2 separate regions of the Homo sapiens genome follow, and region 1 is linked to region 2. A link is a contact called in ENCODE Hi-C or POLR2A ChIA-PET data. All regions are on one chromosome and are shown on one strand. Each heading gives the region's core, a stretch centred on a gene start or an enhancer-like site at or near the end of the contact. The rest is flanking DNA. Distances are from core to core; before and after follow the strand shown.

Evidence for each region. A loop is a pair of places that touch in the nucleus more often than their neighbours do. ChIA-PET counts read pairs that join two places held with the same protein, here RNA polymerase II (POLR2A). Pooled maps may share reads with other maps.
Region 1: a pooled map shows a loop between it and region 2 (5-fold over the local background). The contact joins the promoter of TREML2 here to the enhancer-like site in region 2. A Hi-C loop is called at or near these places in 5 of 50 pooled maps. POLR2A ChIA-PET finds 5 or more read pairs at or near these places in 3 of 52 experiments (CD4-positive, alpha-beta T cell, K562 and activated CD4-positive, alpha-beta memory T cell).

Annotation. Positions count from the first base shown.
Region 1 is chr6:41,199,899-41,203,468 of GRCh38, reverse strand. TREML2 (triggering receptor expressed on myeloid cells like 2) reads left to right here and starts at 2,320. Exons shown (of 5, transcript NM_024807.4): 1 at 2,320-2,515. The coding sequence starts at 2,461. RefSeq lists an enhancer at 2,032-2,101.
Region 2 is chr6:41,025,657-41,029,742 of GRCh38, reverse strand. It overlaps UNC5CL (unc-5 family C-terminal like), which reads left to right. Exons shown (of 9, transcript NM_173561.3): 9 at 1,148-2,848. The coding sequence ends at 1,370. Among named protein-coding and RNA genes, the nearest start is that of UNC5CL, 12 kb to the left of the region's middle. RefSeq lists a silencer at 1,445-1,554 and enhancers at 1,695-1,894, 1,965-2,034. Within about 2 kb of position 1,607, at least 28 of the 41 ENCODE cell types and tissues checked have a DNase peak (open chromatin) inside an H3K27ac peak, as active enhancers do.

The DNA.
Region 1 (3,570 bases), core at 1,071-3,570, 170 kb before region 2:
ATAGTACTGTATGTAAATTAGGCCTTAATTTTTAAATGGGAAAAATAAATATAAAGACAAAATACACTGCTGTATTAAATCAAATGATAGATGTAAAAGTCTAATGTATACGTATTTTTAATGATTTTGACCAATGCTTCCAAATTTCTCTTAAGAAAGATTGAATCCAGTGCATACTTCCTCGATCAGCGAATGAATGTTTGATTCTTTCTACCCTCATCAGCACAGTGATCCCAAGGGTCACACTTTAGACGATGATTGGCTCAGTGCTGGGCGCACTGTATCAGTTTCATAGAATCATGGATTCCAAGCGCATAAAGTCCCCACAAGAGATAAATCCCCCACTCCTGAAGCAACTTACTGTTCTGATGGGGGAAGGGATGGAGGAACTTACTGTGTGTGCTGGGGAGGGGAGATGGCCCCTGAACTCAGGGAGCTCAGGAAGTTCTGAGGACTGGGTGAGAAACATTGAAAAAGGAAGGGTGAATAAGGAAAACAAAACACGTCTGTGAGCTGAGAGGTCTCAAGTGACAATCGTGTCTCATTCCTACGCCCCCAGTGCCTACCTAGCCCCATGCATAGCAATGAGGTTGTGGGAATGAACAAATGAATGAATGAATTAATGAGTGAGTGAATGAGTTGAGAGACTACAAAAGCTTAGGGTCAGCCGAGATAGACTTCTTTGCTTGGAGCTTGGGGCTTCAAGGTCAATTTAAGATTGTGGCCATGCAAGCTTGAGGACTTTTTGCTCTGAGTCCTGTTAAAATTAATGAAAATGGAGACCAGGCCTGAAGAGTCCCTGAGCAAAAATTAAAAAAACAGTTAGGCCTCATAAGTGACCTCAACTTTGCTTGATTTGCAAATATCAGTGAAACTTAACACGAGCTATTTCTTGTAAATGTGTATATTAAGGAAAAATAGAACTTAAGCTCAACCAATCAAAAGAAACTTATATAATTAACTAGGGTCTTTCCAACAGGATAGGCCAAATAAGGGAACTATATAACTATAACTAATTAAATATTTTCTTCAGTTTACTTGTCCTGTAGGAGTCTTCCCCTTGCATTCCCCCAGTGGAGCTCCTCAACCTCTTCTGTTTGGAGCTGCCTGATTCATGAATTGTTGTTTGCTGAAATAATCTGTTTAAAATTTTATTGTGCCTCAGTTTACCTTTTGACAGTCCCATCTAAGGAGTAGAAACATGGCACTAGTGAGTAGGGGGAGCATACATAATCACGGGAGTCCAGCTGGGTCCCCACACACTGAAGGAGCAGATGACACAGGTACCGGACATCAAAAATTGATGCTTCTGATTCTAGGCCTTGGGGTAAGTGAAGGGTGTGGTCTTGGGCCTAGTGCTGGGTCATTTCCACTGGAGCTGGTGGCTGTACAGGCGAGATAGCATTGAGCAGGAGGAAGTGGAGGGCACTTGCCTGCGTGCTGACGTAGGCTGGAGGCAGGGGAGGAAGGGGGTCTTGAGATGAGGTGGGTGAGGGGAAGTACTGCGGAGGCTGTAGGAAGCCTGCACGAGGGACTAGGAGTCTAGAGGGAGCTGATGGTGAGTAGAGTCGACAGGAGGAGAGGCAGGGAGAGGGACAGAGAGAGGAGACGTATGGATAGGGAAAAGGAGAGGCTGCTGGGGTGTGTGTGAGACTGTGTGCATGGGCGTGTGTGTGTGTGTGTGAAAGTGAATAAAAGACAAAGTGAGACTGTGAGTGTGAGTGCATGTGCATGCACACCTGTGTGTGAGAGTACAGGAACCCCTCCCTCAACCCAAAATTTATGCCCTGAGTCTTAACAATTTGCATTTTTCCCGCTTGACAAAAGTAAGATTTCAAGTGAGCCTGTAAGAGGTTATTTGCAACAGTGAACACAAGTGACTGTTCTGAGCAGCCAGGAGCCTGGGAGAGAGAGAGAGGAAGGAACAGAAAGAATCTGCAATGAATGAATGAATGAGAGTTTATAAGAACTTCCCTGTGAATGTATATATGTAAGAAACTAGGGTCTGAGATGCTCCATCTCAGCCTAAGAGCCCGCACCCCTGGGTCTCTGAGCCCAGAAGATTCCAGGAAGGTCTATACCTGACGTTCCAGAAGCCTCACCCCAGCCCCCTTGCTGGATCCTAGGGACCAGTTTCTGGGGGAGGTTGGGGAGGGCGGGGAGCCCTCTGACTGTGAGTCCTCCCGGCTTGGGGCCCCAGACTGGGTGGAGCAGCCACACCTGCCTGAAGTTCCGAGGAAAAGGGCGGAAACAGCTGCCAGCACCGCCCTCATAATAGGCTCAATGAATCCCTGCGGTTGGCTGGGGGCAGTGGGTCCCACACTGCCTCACTTCCCTAAATGGGCAGCTTCACTTTTAGAACCCCGGGTCCTTCCCTGGCAGGCCCAGGTGGCACATCCTGTGTCGGGTGGGCCCTCACCTTGGATCTCCAGGCCTGACACTGCCCAGCTGGATGGAACCATGGCCCCAGCCTTCCTGCTGCTGCTGCTGCTGTGGCCACAGGGTTGCGTCTCAGGTGAGGGGAGAAGGGGCTGACTTGTGGAGGAGGGAGTGGGTACAGAGGCAGGAGCTCAGGGCCTTTTTCTTACCCTCCTTACCAGCAGTTTTCTTGTTTAGTGTTTTGTGGGTTGGGGAAGGAGGAGATTAGGGCTGACTTAGCTCTTTACCCTAATATCAGGCCCCAGGCGAAGCTAACCCAGGCCTCCCAAGCCAAGATAAAGCTCTGGACCCTCTCTGCATTGGCTCCTTTATCTGCTAGGCTTCCTCAGGCTTTAAAGCAGAGCCCTCAATTTCCTCACACAAATAGCTTTCTCTGCTTGGCCTCTGTCAGGAAGCCCTGCTTAGTTATGACAGCAATCATTGCATCATGTGTGTTTTGAACTGAATTTGAACATTTTTCTTGAAATGCTGATGCCACATCCTGTCCCTGCCTCTGTCCTGAAGGGACCAGTGTGTGAATGCCTTTCCCACCTCACAGATACCAATGCTCCTTGAGGAACCTCACCCATTCCTGCCCCTCTCGCTGCCATGGCAACCAAGTTACCACTTCCTGTTCAGTTCTGGGCATGGTGGGGGTTGGCAAAACTCACCACTGCCTGTGAGAGGGGTGGGAGGTGTAGGCACACATGAAGACATTGCCCTGGAGACCCATCCCAAGGTCACCCAACTCTGCACCTCCCAGAGGGTAGAGAAACAGCTTCCCACTGCCAGGGCAGAAAGGGGTCTCTCTTGTGCTAAGAAATCCTGGGCTCATCCACCAAATAATGAAGTTGGATCATTCTGTTTAGTTTGCAAGGGACAGAGGGATGCTTAGAGAGGGTGCTGCTTCACACAGAGCCTCAGCTCTAGTGGCTGCTGGCTGGGACTTGGGACGGATATCCTGGATTCTGGTGGGACAGATGTCCTGGATTCTGGGCCCTTGACTGTCACAGCTCTGGGTTCCATTGGGGGAACTGGGAGGCCCCAGCATGTGGGAAAAGGAAGCATGAGTTGAGCATGCACTGTGTGCAAAGCACTGACCTGGGGCAGAATTCTCACAGCAACCTGTGAGGGGTGTGGTGCTATTCTCAC
Region 2 (4,086 bases), core at 358-2,857:
TGCCTCAGCCTCCCGAGTAGCTGGGATTACAGGCACACGCCACCATGTCCAGCTAATTTTTTATTTTTAGTACAGACGGGGTTTCACCAGGTTGGCCAGGCTGGTCTGCAAACTACAGGGTGGATTTTTAAATCATTCATTTAAACATTTATCAAGTACCTATTATGCCCTGGAAACTGTGCTAAGCACTATGATACAAGATGAATGAGGCATGGTCCCGGCGCCTAGGAGCGCACACACTAGTAAAGGGTTCAGAGAGCTTGAAAAATAAAGGCAAGTGTTCCTTGTGCCTTCCTGTAAGAATCCAGTATTGTATAACACATTGAAGAGAGACAGAAAACAGCTGAAGCAAGAATAATAATGAACTGCGGGCGTTATGACCAGAAGTCTGAACTGAGGGATGCAGAATGTTCTCTTCCACCTGGGAGGGGTGAACTAGAAAGGGCTTCAGGGAGGAAGTGATGGGGAAGAGATCAGCCATTTTGTTTTGGGGAGTAGCAGAGGTGGCTGTGGGTGTAGTGTGTGCAAGGCGAGAAAGAGAGAGGCCTGAGCTAAGGGGGTTCAGGATGGGAGAAAGGAGAGAAAGCATAAAGACAGGGCAAGGCCAGGTGCTGGATGAGCCAGAAAGGCTCATGGAGCGTGGGCTGGTTAGGAGGTGAGAGACTCTGGAAGGTTTTAGTGGACGGGAGAGTCGTGATAAAAAGCCATGGTTTACAGCAACTGTTTCCTTAGTAGTGAGCAGGATGTTGTGGCCTAGGAGAGAGGGAGGAAGGAGGGAGTTAGGAGGCTAGGGGGAGGCTAGGGGTGTATTTGGAGTGGGGGAGGTAGAGAAGGCAATTACAGAACATCAGAACTGTAGCAAACTTAGAGGTCCTCTTGTCTAAGCCCTCATCTTAATAAGAGGAAACTGAAGCCTAGAGAGGAGTAGGGGTCAGAGTTGGCCTCCAAGCCAGGACAATCTCAAGTTTCAAAGCCCTGGGGCTTCCCACCTCCTGTGCCCTGGAAGGCAGGCAAGAGCAGGACAAGGACAAAAGCTACAGGATGGGGAAGGGACGGACCTTGCGCTGCGCAGCCCAGGGAGCCTGCAGCAGGGGGGGAGCCCCTCCCTGCTCCTACACCCTTCTCTTCCTCCCCTACCTCGGGCCAGGTTCCTGTCCTGCCAGCGCAGCCCCGCAGCGGCCATCCTGGAGTTGTTTGAGGAGCAGAACGGCAGCCTGCAGGAGCTGCACTACCTCATGACCGTCATGGAGCGGCTAGACTGCGCCTCCGCCATCCAGAACTACCTGAGTGGGACACACGGCGGCAGCCCAGGCCCCGAGCGCGGGGGCGCCCGGGATAACCAGGGCCTGGAGCTGGACGAGAAGCTCTGAGCGCCCAGCGGGCAGGGCCGGAGGAGGTGTAGGGGCGAGAGGGGTTGTTCTCCTACGCCTAAGAGGAACACAGCAGCTGTTCCTGGCTGTGCCCACCACCCTTCCCAGAACCCTCGGACGGTGCCAGGGCCGCCCGCGTCCTCGCCAGCCTCCCAGCAGCAGGCGCGCCCTTCCGGCCGCGAGCTGTCCCGCGTGCGGGTCCCCTCCTGGCCGGCAGAGGGCGCAGGAGCCCAGGAGATGGCCTCAGCGTGGCCAGCCTGCCAAACTGACCAGGGGACGGCCACGGTCCCCGCGTGCACTTTAGGGCCGGTCAGGCCCTAAAGTATTCACTGAGCACTTAGGAAGACCGGGCATTGGGCTGGTGTCATGAAGAATACTGGAATATAGGAGGTAGGGTCTGGAGCCCTGACAAGCACACAGTTCTTTTGCAGGAGTCAAGATGTGCTCATAGGAGCCAAGGGCAAACTCGAAAACAGCCCTGCCCTGTGGTTAGGGGAGGTGGGTGTGGCTTTAGGAGTTGAGAGGGGAAGAGCTGAGTGCGGGCTGGAGCAGCGAGAATGCTTCACGGAGGATGTTGGGGAGAGAGGATTTGATTTGCCGAGTGGTTTGGAGATCTTTAGGGGCGGGTAGGGGAAGAGGGTGGCTGGACTTAAGGTAGGAGCCGAAAGTGGGCATGGGAGCCCATCCCCGTGGGTGTGAGGCCGGGGTAGGACCAGGCTTCCCGGCTAGGCACGCCTGGCTGGCTGCCTCTGCCTCTACTAACTTCCTTTGTCTCTTTATCCTCCTGCTTAGGCCGTGTCTTCCTCTCTCTCTGCCATTTTCTCTATCAGAAAACATTAAAGCTGAGTAGAAACTTCAAGATGATCATTCTGGCCCAGCCCTTTTATCTCTTTATCTCCAATGGTGTGCGTTTTAAGTTTCTCTGACTTGGTTTTTCTGTCCCTGTCTCCCACAGTTGTTCCCGCTCTGCACCTGTGTTTCAGTTACTCTCTCTCTCTGTCTTAGATCTTTTTGTTTCTGCCTAGTCTCTGTGCCCTGTCTTTGTGTGTTTCTTTCTCTGCCTGAAACCCTCCCTCTTTTCCCTTCAGGCATATGTCTCTAAACCAATGTTATGTATCAAAGACTGTTGAAAGAGACAGGGCTACTCTAGGAATGGATGGGTGGGGATATTTTCCCCATGGATCAAGATCCAGTTTAGGGTTGGGAAATAAAGGATAGGGATAAAAGAGGCACCCCATTCAGTCAGCAGATACTTATTCAGCACCTACTATGTGTTTGATACTGTATACAAAAGACATGAATGGGCTGGGTCCTGAACAGAGAATAAAGGGTTTGACTCCATTCTGGAAATTCTTTTGTTTGCAAACAGGTGTTGTTAATTTGTTCAAAGGCAGGCAAACAATCTCTCTGGCAACACAATTTTCTTCTGTATTTAATTAAAAAATATTAAAGCTTTTTTTCTATGATGAATGATAAAATATGAAAATTGCCTTCCTTTGTTACTAACTATATTTTGCTCAGATTGGCAAATTTGGATGTGAGTATGAATGATTTTATTTGGTAAAATTGTACCTATGGGGATGGGTTGGAGGGAAGCATTTTGTAGATTGTGCTTCCAGTATGAAAATTACCTGGGTCCCGCATGGTAAGTCAGGGAGGTTCCCTTCCTTTTCTGTTAGATGCAAGCCTTCAGAAGCAGGCCTTTCCATCCCTTCCCTGTTCCCCTATCCCCACCAGTCCTCTCCTACCCTTCTCATCTGTCCTCCTTACCCCATCGGGTGCTGCCAGTCACGCCAGATTAGTGCCCCGGACTTTTCCCCCTTCACTTAGCTCAGGATTGAACTGTGCAGTAGCCCGGCACTGTTTAGCCAAAGACATCATTGTGTTCCTTCCTACCCTGGAAAAAATCATTTTAAGAGTTTCACATCTACTGGAGTTGCAAATAGAAGCCACACAGATTCCAGTGATGGGAATAGAATGCTTTCTGGCCCCAACTCCAATTTCTCAAAATGCGTTTCCAGTGCTGGCAAAGGGAGGCTTGGAAATCCTGGGGTAGATGCAGGCCAAGTGATTCCTATAAGGCAGACACTTCCTTTCTCACATCAAACCCATTTGGCATGTTATGTATTGGCACCTAATGCTGAGAGATGGTGTGCCCCAGTGAGCATCAGGAGACTTAACATTTAGCCCTGACTCATACTAACTAGAACAGCTCTTCTTTGTGCTTTAAACTCTTCCTTGGAATGAAGCTACCATATTAGAGGCTGTCCCAGGGCCTTTGATTTCATAGACTTATGCAGAGGTGGCACACTGGTCACCCAAGGAACGTTCACTTGGGGATTTTTTTTTCTTTTTGAATTGCCTTCAAATAGCAAACAATTGATCACTGCTTGTGGCCTTACTTCCAGCCCTTTCCCTGATGAAGAGTTGCCTAAATCACCTGCTGAAAAACACTGCGTTTGTGATTTCTGCTTTTTCACATGTTGCAGAGGCCCACGTCTACACTTCCTCCTGCTGGATTTGGAGTCTGGGGAAAGGCGATGGGGAAATGAAAGGGTAAGGTTGGGCCTAGGTCTGTGGGGTTGGAGCCTCTAGTGCTCAGAGGAAATGTGTGTCCTTGGCATCCCCTTTGACCACTGAGCAATATTTATGCTAATGTTCAGATCTGTGCTAACAGAAATTCAATGAAAGCCACATATATAATTTTACACTTTCT